Regions from separate parts of the Homo sapiens genome. Here region 1 is linked to region 2. A link is a contact called in ENCODE Hi-C data. All regions are on one chromosome and are shown on one strand. Each heading gives the region's core, a stretch centred on a gene start or an enhancer-like site at or near the end of the contact. The rest is flanking DNA. Distances are from core to core; before and after follow the strand shown.

Region 1 (7,430 bases), core at 4,869-7,368, 4.0 Mb after region 2:
GTCCTGCTGGGGCCTTTCTCTTTCCCAGGGGTGTTTGATGCCACCCCCAGGGGCTGGGCAGATGGAACAAGGTCAGTCTTAGAACCCCCTCGTGGAGATGGAAAGAGAGAGGACCTAGTTACATCATTAGAATCCTGGATCCAGCCAGGCCTGAGGCTACCTTACCCCTGGACTTTCCATGGCAAGCGCCAACAGAGGCCTTTTCAGTTTCAGCTGCATTGAATGTGGGCTCAGGACCTAGCCTGGGGGTGCAAAACTTGTTCTCATTTTGTCTTTTAGAACATTCGCTGCCTTCTGCTTAAGCCTAGACACAGGCAATTTCACCAAGGTAAATATACGAGTTGCTATGGCAATTCATAATTTTAAAACGTCTGCCCAGAATAAGAACTTATCTTCTTAAGTCACAGCTTCCCAAACCTCATCCTGGGACCCCAGCAAACCATGGGTGTGATTTTGGAAGTTGGGAAAGATGCTTTTCTCTGGACATTTCTCAAGGAGGAAAAACTTTAGCCTAGCACCCTTCCTGTTGATGGGCCTAAAAGTTCCCGTCCCATCACTCTTGGAAGGATAAAGGCCAGCCACCAGAGGCCCTAGGGGAGGAGGCGGAGAAAGTGTGGAAGCAGTTACCTCGCCTGTGGGCCAAGAGAATTTGCCATATCCAAGCTTCATGTTCAACCCAAACTCCCCCTGGTACATGCAACCATCCTGCCACTCCTGCACACCCTGGACGAGCTGGATGTAGGACTCCCTCAGGTCCTGCGCCCTCAGCGGGCCCTCAGCTTCCTCCTCTTCCTTCTCAGGGGCTGCTGAAACATCCCTAAAAGGACAGGAGCAGAAGGAGGGAAGAGTGAAGTGGCTGCAGTGCCTTCAGTGACTGCTGAGCACAACCCCCGAGCACAACCCAGCATCTCATTTCATCCCACAGTCCCGGGGCAGGTGCCGCTGCATCCCCACTCCACTTGGAGAGAAAACCGAGGCACAGAGGGTGCAGCGATTGCCCAAGGCCACACAGGAAGTGGAATGCACAGTAAGGCTGCCAACGGATAGGAGAGATGCTGCCAGGCTCTAGAGGCAGGACCAGTCGGCCTGTCCAGCCCGGGCCTGCTGGCGGCATCTCCTGAGATCGATGGCCCTCTGTCCCACTCCAGCTGCCTGCAGGACGTGGGTGCCCACAGCAGGGTCCTCATTCAAGGGCCAGGAGTGCCAGCCCCAAGCTGGACAGAAAACAGACTGCCCACACATGTGGACCCATGGAAGGTCGGAAGGCAGCTCGAGAGGCAGCCAGCTCATACTAGGATGGACAGGTGGATAGGTGGACAGATGGATGGATGCAGGGCTGGGGAGTATGCTGCAACAGCGGGGAGCACAAACCAGGGTGGATTTGCCGTAACTCATAGGGCGTCCACAGACAGACAGGGCATGTCAGACCCCCCACAGATGGACAGGGCGTCTCAGACCACCACAGACGGATGGGGCGTCTTAGACCATCACAGACGGACGTGGCATCTCAGACCACAAAAGGCGTGGTGCCTCAGACCTCCACAGATGGATGGGGTGTCTCAGACCCCTACAGAAGGACAGGGCATCCCAGACCAACACAGGTGGATGGGGTGCCTCAGACCATGAAAGATGGACAGGGCATCTCAGTTCCCCCCCAGACGGACAGAGCATCTGAGACCCCCACAGATGGATGGGGCGTCTCAAAGGGCCTTCCGTTCTCAGCTGTGCAGGGCGGCCGTCCCTGGCCAAGGTGCCAGCAGCGTCCCTGCCTAGGGAGGGTCCTCTTCCTGGCCTGTGGAGCCGCCTTCTCATTGGCTCCCCACATGGTAGTGAGAGAGGATGGGGGAACTCTGGGCTCTTCTGCTTCTCATAGGTACACTCATCCCATCATGGGCTCCATCTTCACCACCCCATCTAAACCCAGCCACCTCCCAAAGCCCATTGTTGGGAAAAGGGCTTGTGGGAAAAGGGCTTGTGGGGTGCCTGCATAAACAGGCCATGAAAATATGGGACAATAAGTTGTGGAAAGCCACAAGAGGCCTCTGAGGAGGAAAGCCTCCTAATTGCCATCATGTTCCCATGCCCAGAGCGAGATCCGCTCTCTTATCTGTAAACACTGTGTTCAAGGAGAAAGACTCTCCTTTGAAGCCCTGGACTGTGGACAGACATGCAGGCTCCTAGCTAAGCCCGCTCCCACCAGTTACTCTCCGATAAGTTAAAAGATATGCTGTTTGAGCACAAAGGAGATTCACTGAAACCAATATTGCTATAGATTACACCTATGACACACTGCCACCCTTTCACTGTTTCGCCCTGAACATCTGCTTCTCAGATCTAAGTGTGCTCAATAAACAGTGTGGAGACCAGAACTCTGAGCCCTTTGCAGCCTCCATTTTGCAACTGGCCCCCTGGCTCCCCACCTTTCAATTCTTAACCTGTCTCTTCTCAATCCTTTGTCCCCACTAGACTTTGGGCACTCTACGGGTGGTGTTGAGGCTGGTCCCCAACACCCATCACACTGGGCCAGGGCTGGGACTGAGTTTTGGAGGCCCACAAACAGGGACAAGCACGATGGGGTGACAGGGGGACCTCGTGAGATGCTGCAGTGAGACTCCAGGGCAGCCCCTGGCTGTGAACAACAGAGCTGTGAAGATGGAGACAGCTTGGGAGCCCCATCTCGTGAGGGAAACGTTCCCTCCCTCCACTAGGCGGCGACACGGGTGGCAGAGTGTGCAGGCAGGAAGGGACATGAGAAGGTTCCAATTACCATCTATTGTCGTTTTCCTCAGTAGGTTGCTGACACAGTGTTGAGGCTTTCAGATTTCTCCAGAAACTAGTTTCTCAGGGAGTAACACAGTTCAGGGATTTTTACTGCTTGCCTTAAGGAGAATCCCGGCTAACCCTGGGCCCCAGGTCAGGGTCGGACCTCCCCGCTGGAGGGTCCCCCGCACCTTGTGGCGAAGACAGCGTAGTTCTTCAGGGACCCCGGCTCCTCGGCAGCAGGGGTCTCGCCGCCCTTCCCCTCTAGCGGGCGTTGGCGGCTGCCAGCCCCAGAGACTTCGTCCTCTAAGCTAAGGGAGGCATGGGCCCCTTCCATGTCTGTGGTCTTCCAACCTGCAAGCGACGTCAGGACCGCACATGTGCCCCCAGGGCTCCCGCCGCGAACTCAGAGGGCGCCCGAGGCCCGGCCCGCGGCCCCTGAGCCTCAGAGAACCCAAGCCCCTCCCTGAACCGCGCCGGAGCCTGGGCCGCCACCCACAGGTCCCGGACCACCATCCCTGGGAGTCCTCAGGGAGACCTGTCGGAACCATGGGTAAACTTCACCCGCGTCCCCAGGTGTCCCTGTCCCTTCGTGGGCGGGAATCACAGCAAGGGCGGTCGCGGCCACGTGGCCAGGCCAGGCCCGCACCCACTATCGCCCAGGAGGCGCCGCTAACAGCGGGTCTCAGCCACGGGCCTCTGAAGCCAGCGCTCGAGGGTGGGCTCGGGAGACGCCGCGCCCACCTAACCCCACGCCCCCAGCCCCTCGGCCCCTCCCTGGGGTGGGGACCGCGAGCCTGGCGCCCCCCCGCACCCGCCGCCCCACGGAGCTCCGGGATCCCCCTAGCCCCGGCTCCCAGCGCTCCTGTCGCGAGACCGCACCAAGCAAGACTCGAAGAGCTCGCGCCGGACAGCAGGGAGACCGACGGGACTGCAGCCACCGCGGACGCCCGCGCTCCCGTCCCGACTGCTTGCCAGCCCTGCGCCTACGGAGAGCGTCGCGTTTCCCTGGAGACAGCCCCGCCCCATGCCCGCTGCCACTCTCCGGCTCCGCCAATCCCCCCGCCAGGACGCACCCGGCCCCGCCTCCGGGCGTGCCCGCCCTCTGTGACTTCAGGGGCTTGGGGCCGACACCCCGCGGGCCTCGGTGCCAGCCTCCCGCTTACCCGGTCAGCCCCTGGGCCGAGTACCCCTGGGAGAGAAAGCGCTAAATTCCCCCAACACTCCCGTGATGGGGGCACAGGGAGCGCCGTGGGACACCTGAGGAAACTGAGGCCCAAGTGTTAATTAACTTGCCCTGATCACCTAGCACGTGGAGCCACGACTTGCTCAAGCCCTGCCTGATTCCAGCCCCGGCCTTTGTTCATTCAGTAAATGTGGAAGGCGCAAGGGTAACTCGAGGCCTGCGGAGGGAACGAGATGAGGGAGGCCGCAAGAGTCACCGCAGAGAAGAGGGATTGGCTGTCTTGGACCCTCCGAGGGCCTCGGGGAAGGACTGCAGGAGAGCGGATTCTTGATGGGGCTTCACAGGATGCGCAGGAGCTCTCCAGGCTACAGAGCGCATTTCAGGAACTGGACTGGGATGTACAGAGGCACCATGGTGGGAAACAGCTGGGCCTTCCTGCAAAGAGGGGAGAGGCTCTTGGAGGTGCAGGGCTTGCGTTTTCTCAACCCAGACTGCCTCTGAGAACAGGGCAGGGGGTGTGAAGAGCTGATGCCCTGGCCCTCCCCACTGGCTAGCTTTCCGGGGACTAAGGACTAAGGCTGGGCCAGGATTCTGGGGTTCTAGGGGCTCTGCCTCCACACGCCAGTGCCTGTCTGTTGAGTTCACTTCTCTCTAAAATCTCATTTTACACCACGACCCAGTACAAACCACTCAGAAAAATGTTTCATTAAAAGTTCGGCATACTACATGCATGCACTCTAATATTTTCATGTAGTCTATTATTTCTCTAAAAACTAAAATGCTGATCATGACCCACAGAATTGATTTCACAACCCACATTAGTTGTGAATTACAACTTGCTAAGGAGTCAGAACCAACATGTAGAAACCCTCTGTTCTTAGCAAGCACATTCTGGTTACACTGTGGGGGACTAGCACCAAGTCCAGGAGACAGAGGCTGGCCCAGACTAAGTGTGGCAATGAGATGCAGAGACACTTAGGATGAATTGGTTCCCAATCCATTACCTCAATGGAGTGGGAGCATGATGGTTCAAGTAGCAGGCTTTGGAGCAGAAAACCCACCTCAACCATCCTCCAACCGTAAAGGGTGATGATGATTCATGAAACAGTCCAGGAGGAGGAGGGACTTCAGGTTTTGTTTGATTCATTTCAGTGGCCCAACAGTGGCATCAAGGACCTTGGCTCTCCCATCTCCTCTGCTTTCACCCAAGGCTGGCTTCCCCTTATGGCCATGAGAGAACAGAGGAGCCTTCCAAAGTGCTCTCTCCTTCATGGGTTATTAGACACCAAGCTCATTCCCAGAGCAGTCACGGGAGTGTGGCCTTCACTTTTGGCCAGAGACAGAGCCAACTCCTAGAAAGCGGAGGGAGACAGTGTCCCAACCTAATCAATGGCTCCCATGAACGCCAGGGAAAAAAAGGGAATTCCACTCCTCCATCCTAGGAAAGTTGGAGTCCTTCCTTAGGGTGGAGGAAGTGGGAAACAGATGCTGATAAGACCTCCACGGAGGTGATGTCTGGAGCTGCAACCAGGGAAGACCTGGCTGCAGACATATTTGAGTCTTTAGCTCAAGAGTGAACCCCAGGCTGCAATAAAGATCTGACAGTTACCAATGCTAGAAGGCTGATGGACAAAGCAATGACGATAACCCAGAGAGAGACTGTATGCAACTGAAACTTCAATTGCTAAATGTCTGTAGGGCTGTTGAGACAGTTGCTTTTCAGTGTATCCATTGCCTGAAAATTACCAGATGTCAGAAAAATTGAAGGAGTCTTAAATGGCAATTTCATGGACATTAAGTGATATTAAATTTTTTAAAGTTACAATGCTGACCCCAATAAATTACTTAGAAACAGCAAAAGGAATAGTGTGGTCTATGAAGAAGTGATGAAAATAGAAATTAGTTTTATTTTATGAGCCATGTGTTATAATACATAGAAAAAAATGCACCAATTACAAAGCGGGCCACAAAAAGGAATAAACGTAAAGCCGACAACGCAGTCACTAGGGAAAGGGTGAAGACACGGGAACCACGCAGCCCGCCGTCCACGTGCACCGGGTAGCCACGGGGCCCTAGCCGAACGACGCGGACGCGAAGTGGGCGGGCCCGGCCAAGCCACGCCTCCGCGCCAGACGCCGCAGTAGAGCGGGCAGGGCGCTGCGCCCAAGAGCCACAGACGCAAGCCCAGTGCCACAGGCCGCGGGGGCGGGGAGGACGGCGCCCGGGGACAGAGAACATGGGACGCAGAGCGGTCCAAGGCCCCGGCGCCCTGGTGAGGCCCAAACCTCCCGCCATGCCCCGGCCCCAACGAGACCCAAGCCCCCTGTCCCGGCCCAGCGCCCGCGGGGGACCCAAGCCCCAGCCTGGTCCACCTCGGAGGCCTCTAGGACCCGGGGGCGCCCGGCGGCCCGCCCGGCTCCCACAAATAGACTCCTGGGCGGGCGCCTGAGCCCCCAAAATAGATCCTCAGGGCCCAAAAGCAGACTCTTCGGCGGGCGCCATGGGACCGGCAGAAGCTGGGCGCCGCGGGGCCGCCTCGCCCGTACCTCCACCGTTGGTGCGCGTCGCGCCCTCACTCTTCCTCGGGAGCGCGCGAGCCGCGGGCGCGGAGGAGCAGCTGGCGCGCGCGGGAGTCACGCTGTGCGTCAACGTCTCCCGCCAGCAGCCCGGCCCGCGCGCGCCCGGCGTGGCAGAGCTGCGCGTGCCCGTGTTCGACGACCCGGCTGAGGACCTGCTGGCGCACCTGGAGCCCACGTGCGCCGCCATGGAGGCCGCGGTGCGCGCCGGCGGCGCCTGCCTAGTCTACTGCAAGAACGGCCGCAGCCGCTCGGCCGCCGTCTGCACCGCGTACCTCATGCGGCACCGCGGCCTCAGCCTGGCGAAGGCCTTCCAGGTGGGCGGGCCTTTAGGGGGGCGGTGTTTCGAGAGGGGCGTGTCTTCCGGGGACGAGTTTTCCGGGCGGGGCCGGCTTCGGGATTGGGACAGGCACTTCCGGGAGGGGCGGGTCTCTCTCGTGAGGGCGGGCTTAGGGAAGCAGAGAGGCACTTCCGGGTTGGGCGGGGCCCACTCTTACAGCTGGGCCCGCCTTGGCCCCTGCTGGCCATTAGCGCGACTTGGGGTTATTCAGTACACTTCTTGTTTGCAGATGGTGAAGAGCGCTCGCCCGGTAGCAGAACCGAACCCGGGCTTCTGGTCTCAGCTCCAGAAGTATGAGGAGGCCCTCCAGGCCCAGTCCTGCCTGCAGGGAGAGCCCCCAGCCTTAGGGTTGGGCCCTGAGGCTTGAAGCTTGAAGGCCTGCTGCCTGGAGGAAGGATGTCCCTGCACTGATACAGAAGGCTGGTCTTTACCCTTCTTCCTCACTGTCATATCGAGTTTTCCTTTGTGTGTGTGTGTGTGAAACATAGTGCTTTTAATTTTATATTTCCGGCTGAGGTGATGCACAAATTATCTTACAGACACAAAAAGAAATACATTTGGTAAAACA
Region 2 (7,086 bases), core at 3,830-6,329:
AATTTATATTATTAGAAAGAGAAGTCATGTTTATTTATTAAATTATTTGCCTGGTTTAGTGTATCATTGTTGAATTTCACACACCGAAAACATACGGCGTAATGAGAATTGAAAAGCCCCAACTTTAAAGTCTGCGAGAAAGGAAATGAAGTTGTGGACAGCTGTTCTCTGTTTCTCAGCACGACTACAAAGGAGGGGCCACGTTTCACCACTGTAAGTTTTGCTTCCTTTTCAGAGACTCATTGCATGTATTCCTGGAGAAAATACAGGACCACGTTTTGTGAGTTGTGAAGCACCAACGATGCGATGTTTTGCTCCCGTACCAGAATTTTCTTTCTAACGATTCTTGGTCCCAGGAGAAGCTAGATAATTAGCTAAGTTTGTTGAATTTGTGATAGGAAGATGATTTTTTACATCGTTGTAGGCACAATGGGTACTTTGATGACAGGTGTGCCCCTGGGGGAAAAGGACCTCTTTGAGGCCTCCTTCTGGAAGGACGGCTTCTCAGGGCCCACTCACTGACACACACCTCTTGACTTCAGTGATCAATGAAGTTCCCCCTCTGTCTCTCTGAGTCCATCTCTCTCCACAAGGGCAGGGCTAGTTCACATTGTGATTTTTACTACATAGATACTTTTCCACTATAAATTTAATAAAATTTGTTGTCAGTTTTTGGTGGTTATAATGATAAATTAAATTTACAGGTATCAGAGTGTGCTCTGAGATTTAAATTGTAACATCCAAAGATGAGCAGACAGCCAGTCACCGTGGAGAGGGCGCTCAGGCCTGCCAGACGTGACCACCCTCCTGCCTGAAGCTTTACTCACTACAGGAAGAGAGGGTTGGAGAACCTGGGCAGCAGAGAGTGCGCAGAGCACCAGAGGCAAACAGATGTGGGCAGTGCCATCCAGACCCTGCCTGGGGATGGGGAGCCTCGTTCAGGGGACTGGGCGACCCAGCCCACTGGCAGGAAGGGCAAGGAGGCTGTGTTTCCTGTGACCGTTATGCAGGAGGCTCACTTAGCCCACTTCCTTTGCTCTGAATCCACCCCAGTGAAAGCATGTTCTCACTATGTTTTGGCTTCTCTCTAAGAGCTGCCTACAGGGAGAGAAAGGGGCTGGCCTTGGAGGTGGTTGTTCCCACTGTAAATCAATGCAGCATTGGCCCTGTGACTTTTGTCTTCCCCTGAACAGTACATCCTCTCTTGTCGGGCTTCAGCAGCATTGACTCTAGAGTCAGAGAGTTGGAGGTTGGTGGAGACTTCTTATTCCACCTGTCTTAGATGGCATCCATCACCCCTGTCCATAGACACACATTGTCATGATGACAGGTGGTTGTGAGACCTCAGCAATAATGATTCTAGAAACTGCAGAAAACCTAGTACAGTGTGAAGAAGGAAATAAAAGTTGCCCAGAGCCTCTTTATAGAGAGCTAATGACTGTTTACAAATATTATTCTTGTTTTTTTCTTCTTGCTTTTTAACATATTTCAAGTCCTACAGTATAAAAGTGTTAGTATACTTATGGAAGTTCAGGTCCTAACTGAGAAATGTTCTTTAGAGAGGCAAATTTATCTCTAGGCTTATCTGTCAAAGAATGTATATTCTTTATACACAAAAGAATAGGCTCCACAAATATATGTATAAAGTTGGTTTGGATTTACCGACAAGCAGATTATTTTCTTTGTTCACGTTTCCTTCTTGCATATCAGACCATTTTTTTCCTGAGACCATTTTATTCCTTTAAGTAGTGGAACCTTTTGAGAAGTTCCTTTAAGGAAGCTTTGCTGGCAGAAAACTCAATTTTTTGATAGTTAAAATGTTTTTTAAATTTTTGCACTCATTCTTAATAGGTAATTATCCTGGGCTTACAATTCTAGATTGACAGCTGTGATCTTTCATCATGTTAGAGATATGAATCCACTGATTTCTGGCTTCCATTTTTGCAGCTGAAAAGTCATATTTCAATCTAATTGCCTATTCTTTGTGCAGTCTGCCTTTTCTCCAGGCTGCTTTTAAGATCTTCCCTCTTATCTTTCATTCATTTTTTTTTTTTTTACAGCGTATCTGGGTGCTAGCTCTTCCAATGCCTTCTGCCTGAGATTTGTTGTGCTTCCTGAATCTGAGGATTTGTGTCTTTCATCAATTTGGAAAACTCAGAGGAGCCACTTTCCCTGATTGTTGTGTCATCCCATTCTCTGAAGTCTTTCCTTCTGGAATTGCAATTAGACATATCTTCCACATTCCCACTGGCCTTTCCTAGTTTTCATTTCTCCTTCCCATTTCCCATGTCTATGTTTTTTTCTACATTCTAATGTTGCAGTCTGTATCTGATAATTTTAATAACTATAGTTTTACAGGTTTGATCCTGCTGTTTGTTGTTCCTGCTTAATTCTCATAGTATCTTGGGTTTTTTCATGTATTTTATGATTTAATTTTTTTTCTTATGAACTCATGATCAGTGGTATTCAGGGAATGGTTTGAGGCCTAGGTTGAGAATGCCTCTCCCAGAAAGCATGTGTGTTTGTTTCAATCTGGCTACTGCATGAAGGCCTACTTTAAACTGAATTCTTAGCCAAGATATTTTTGGACCACAAAGATGTTATGAAATCAGGCCCTAAACCCACATAAAGTCTGGTATGTTATTTTGAATTCTCAGGGAACATTTTTTCTCCCTCCCACCAGAACCTAGGTTAAGATGGTAAGATTTTCACCATCTCCCTCGTTAATCTTCCCAGGGAGGGTGTGGCATCTTGCAGGGAGGTCTTTGATCTGACTTCTCAGCTTTGTCACCTGCCCCGTCTTTCATGAGCAAACCAATTCAGGAAGAGGACAGCTGAGCAAGGACACTGTAAACCTTACGGGCAAGAGTTATCATTCAACTTAGGAGGAGAGCTCCATGTGACTCTCTAATGGCAGAGACTATGGAGCATTGTTTGAAGAGAGTTGCAGATGTTGACCTTCTCTGACATAACAGCCAATAAAAACTCACATAAGCACAGTTCAGTATTTATTTAATTGTGATTTATACTTACTGGATGAGTTTCTTGCCAACTAGCTTATTAAAAGCTCGTGCACATGCATCTAAAGAGGTCATACGATCATTCTGGAGTGTCATTCCTGATGACAAGCAACAAGGGCGCACATATTTAAAGCTATTCTTACAACTTTAACTTGAGCATCTTTTGGTCGAAAATTGGCATAGTTTAATTAAGTGAAAAACCTTAATTACCTTAGGTCCACCTTGGAAGGAACCTGAGACTGCTTTAATGTGTTACTAAGAACTCATGGTAAACTTTGCTTATCCAATATGAGATAAGCTCTTCTCATTTCCAACAAATTTGAGCAGAGACACTTTTCAGGTCCAGGTCTCTGCCCCTGCCCTCTTCCTGTGTCTTCTCCTCCAGCCCTAGCTCCGACCCTGCAGACCCAAAGGTAGAGTGAGCGGAAAGGGAGCAGCTTCCACCTTTGCCAGCCCCAGCCTGCTCCACGGTCCCTCCTTGGCCTCTGTAAGCCTGCCCATACCCTTTTGTGGAAGCCTACATAGTCTCCCCTGCTGAGGGCTCCATCAGTTCCCTGTCCCTGCCAGCAGGGTAACCTAGGTATCCTGCATTCCTCCTTAATGACCTGAAGGCTCACATCCTCTGGGTCCCCTCACACAGTGAGGTGGCATGTCTGTCTCTCTGAAAGATTAGTCTTCATGAGGCCTCTTGACTAAGTGGTGTGTCTGGTCTACTGGGAGATATGTGGCCAGTAGTTTTTCAAGCGATTTAATTCTTAACTAAATAATAGTGGAGTCAAGATGTTCATTAGGGCAGCACCCTCCTCCCTTGGCTGCACTTCTGGGTGTGAGAACAGTAGTAGGATCATAGTTGGTGCTGGAAGACTTGTGTGTGGTCCGTGTCCCACCCAACCCATGGGTGAAAGGGAACGAGCCACCACGGACCTGCCCTCCATAGCTGTGTCAGGTGCAACTATGGTGGAGCCCTGTACATCCCTGGGAAGTGTATTTTGAAAGTGGACATTATCTGTTTTGGGTTTGGCAGAAGAAAATTGGCTGTGAACTGTCCATCCATTTATTTCTGGAGGACTGATGGGTAAACAGTGTTTACAAATCATCTGTTTCTCTAATGTGACGGAGGGAATTTCTAGCTGTCTGGTGTTTCTGACATCCCCAACTGTGAGGGCCTATGCTAAGGCTGCCTGCTGTGGGCAGGGCACTGTCTGCCCAGGTACCCGGGGCCCTTTTGACAAGGGCTCTTTAAATGCAGGTTCATCAACAGCTCCAGTTCTATTGCCACAGCCAAACTGCAGCAACGTGGATTCCTGTGGGTGCATAGTCTGTTTCCATCCCTAAGGCCATGCGAGGGGCTGGCTCTTCCTGGCCATTCTGCACAGTGAAGGCGGTGTGTGAGGAGAATTCAACAACATCCTTCTTCGTGCCTGCCCCTGGTGTCCACTGGACACGTAATGTGGCAGTATGGCTTTGCAAGACGAGGTCCGCATGGGAGATGTTGGGGGTGGCAGGGTACCCGGCTGCGCACACATCTGCCAGGCCAGTGTGCACGCTGCTCACCTTGGCAAAAGAAAACCTTTCAGTTTCCATTGGTGTAGTTAGGGCTGATGTGTCAACATTCTTCACGTCATCGGGCAGTAAAATACATGCTGATTGATGGCAGCACCTTCTGAGGATATCCAGCTTGTGAGATTACTCTGCTTGGTTTCAGGTAGGTGGTCTGCACCAAGGGTGAGGCTAGGGGTGAGCAGGCCTGAGACTTAGCTTCCGGCAATGTGGGCTCTCAGAGAGCAAATGAATCCAGTCTCCCTCAGTCACCTGGGGACTGACCTGACATCTTGTCGCTGAGCAAGGCTTTGGACAAGGCATGAAACCTCTCGGAGCCTCAGCCCCTCATTGGTAAAATGGGTGTCTTAGTAATTCTCTGCAGGGCTGTCACCAGGGTTCAAAGAGCAATGCAAAGTCAAAGTCTCCATTAACGAGCGGCTACTCAATACATATTTCTTACTGCTGTCCTTATGTTTATTGTTCATGAAACCACTTTCCGTGTCATGTGCATTCACACACGGCTGCCCCGGCTGGGTGGCTGCAAGAATGACTCTTACCTTTCTATTTCCTACAGCTGGAAAGCCCGGGCCCTTCCTTTTGGTTTCGTATTACCAATCCTCCACCTTGTTTGTAAGTCCTTGTTATGGGGACAGTGCCTTCTTCCCTGTGGAAGTTTCTGCCTCAGTTTCCCTGCCTTCCTCAGCCCTGTAGGCACACCTACCCTGCTGGGCTCTTCCACAAGTTCAGGCCCTGCTTCTGCATCTCACACTTCCCGAGGGCAGGGCTGGGAGGAACCCGGCGAGCACCAGGAGAAGTGGAAGCTTGGTGCCTCTTCTCCCTCAGCCTCCCGGTGCTCCGGGCTCTGCATATGGGCACAGCCAGGAAGTCCAGTTCTCAGGCTTCATGCCCCAAGCCCCATTTCCCCTCCTACCCGGCCATTTGAGTCCCTTGTCAAGCCTCAGGAGACCCCACTGGTGGCTTGGAGCTGGAGGTGGCTGCCCCCAAGTCCAGCCTTGTGGCTGCAGGAAGGAAAGTGTGCTCCTGGCCCCCAGGAGGGACTCAGACAGCATTTCCCCTTGAAACCCTGAGGTACTGGGTGGGCACAGCAGTCCGGCAGTGCTGTGGGTGAGCTGACATCAGGGGCCATCCTGCCACCTGAATCTCCCAGTGTGTATTGTCTCTGTGGGAAAACTGGGTGCAGACACCAGCTGATTTGCAGCCTAACTGACTCCAATGTAAAAATGGACTGTGTCCAGACTCCTTCCCCTTTCCCCCTCTGGTCTAGTAGAACAATGGCTTCTAAAAGGCAAAATGGAATATTTGCAAATACCAAAATGTGCCTTGGACTGTTTGGAAACAATGTTATACTTCTCCTTTTCAGTGTGAACCAGCATTGATTTATATTTCAGCCCAGACCTCCAAGACCTTGATGGGCTTGGCTCCCTTTGCCCTTAGTTCTCTGAGCCTTGCATGTGGGACCCCTTACAAAAGGCTAGGAGGGGCTGGGCCCACCCGACTCTGAGACAGCGTTGCCCTGGTCCCGGCAGATCAAGTAGCCACGGCCTCTGCTCAGAGGCTCAGCTCTGGTCGGCCTGCTTGTCCTTCCCCTCCTCGTGGCTTGGTGACCCTCCTGTGCACTCGGGCCTGGCTTCTTCTCTTATTTAATCAGCATTTGGGTAACTGAAACCTGGTCTCTACCCCCGTAGAACTTTCTGCCTGGGTTTCCCATCCAATACTCTGATGCAGGGTATTTACAATTTTGTAAGGAAGACCCAGGGGATTTCCCAGAGCAAAATGGTGCTGGTCTTTTAAGATGGAAATGTGCATTGTGAGCCCTTGAAAGGAGAGTGAAAAGGGAGGGAGACCTTGCTGTTCAGTCGCCCTGGCCAGGACTTCTCAATGTGTCCTCCGGGTGGATGTGAGGGCGTCGGAGGGGACAGATGCTGGGGAGAGAAGGGCTGATCATGCATCTGAAGTTCATTCAACTACTTTCTATTATACATGGTGAAAATTTGAGGAAATTAGTAAAATCAGAACTAAGGGAAACTGTCAACAGTCCCCCATCACCTGAAGAAAGTCACTTCTCAGGTTTTGGTGTCTGTCCTCCCAGTCTTTCCCCCCTCCTTTTCATTCTTGCGTAGTGGTGATCACTATCGTGGCAGTGATTCAAAACAACTTTCCTTTTTGGGAGGAGGGGAGAGAGATAATTTTATTTGGAAAAAATGGTAAATGCTTGCTATTGTTAAAAAGGTAGAAAATATAGATGAACTATGATGATGCAGTTGGAATGGGGTGATTTCAGAAGTATTTGGTTTCAAAGGAATATTTACAGAGGCATGCTCTGCGTGTAGGAAACTTGGAGTTGAGTAATAACATAGAGCATGTAGCCACTGAAGGGACAAGGGAGGGAGGGACCCAGGGAGGGAGGGGACCCCAGGGCCGAGAAGTAGGGTCATAGGAAGGTTAAGGAGATATCACGCTGGCCACTTGTACGGGCCTCTTCCCAGGCCCTAGGAGAGGCCTC

The links. A loop is a pair of places that touch in the nucleus more often than their neighbours do. Pooled maps may share reads with other maps.
Region 1: a pooled map shows a loop between it and region 2 (9-fold over the local background). The contact joins the promoter of DUSP28 here to the enhancer-like site in region 2. A Hi-C loop is called at or near these places in 2 of 37 single-sample maps with no recorded cell type and 6 of 50 pooled maps.

The regions. Positions count from the first base shown.
Region 1 is chr2:240,554,239-240,561,668 of GRCh38, forward strand. It overlaps DUSP28 (dual specificity phosphatase 28), which reads left to right and starts at 6,119. Exons shown (of 2, transcript NM_001370465.2): 1 at 6,119-6,839; 2 at 7,092-7,430. The coding sequence starts at 6,447. The coding sequence ends at 7,229. ANKMY1 (ankyrin repeat and MYND domain containing 1) reads right to left here and starts at 3,750. Exons shown (of 18, transcript NM_001282771.3): 1 at 3,643-3,750; 2 at 2,952-3,114; 3 at 628-817. The coding sequence starts at 3,097. RefSeq lists enhancers at 944-1,444, 2,577-2,646, 6,704-6,845, 6,878-6,947, 6,978-7,337 and silencers at 3,690-3,909, 5,968-6,377, 6,558-6,607.
Region 2 is chr2:236,545,797-236,552,882 of GRCh38, forward strand. It overlaps a transcript of ACKR3 not described here. Among named protein-coding and RNA genes, the nearest start is that of ACKR3, 20 kb to the right of the region's middle. RefSeq lists enhancers at 577-626, 4,464-4,963, 5,041-5,831, 6,081-6,310. Within about 2 kb of position 5,080, at least 2 of the 41 ENCODE cell types and tissues checked have a DNase peak (open chromatin) inside an H3K27ac peak, as active enhancers do.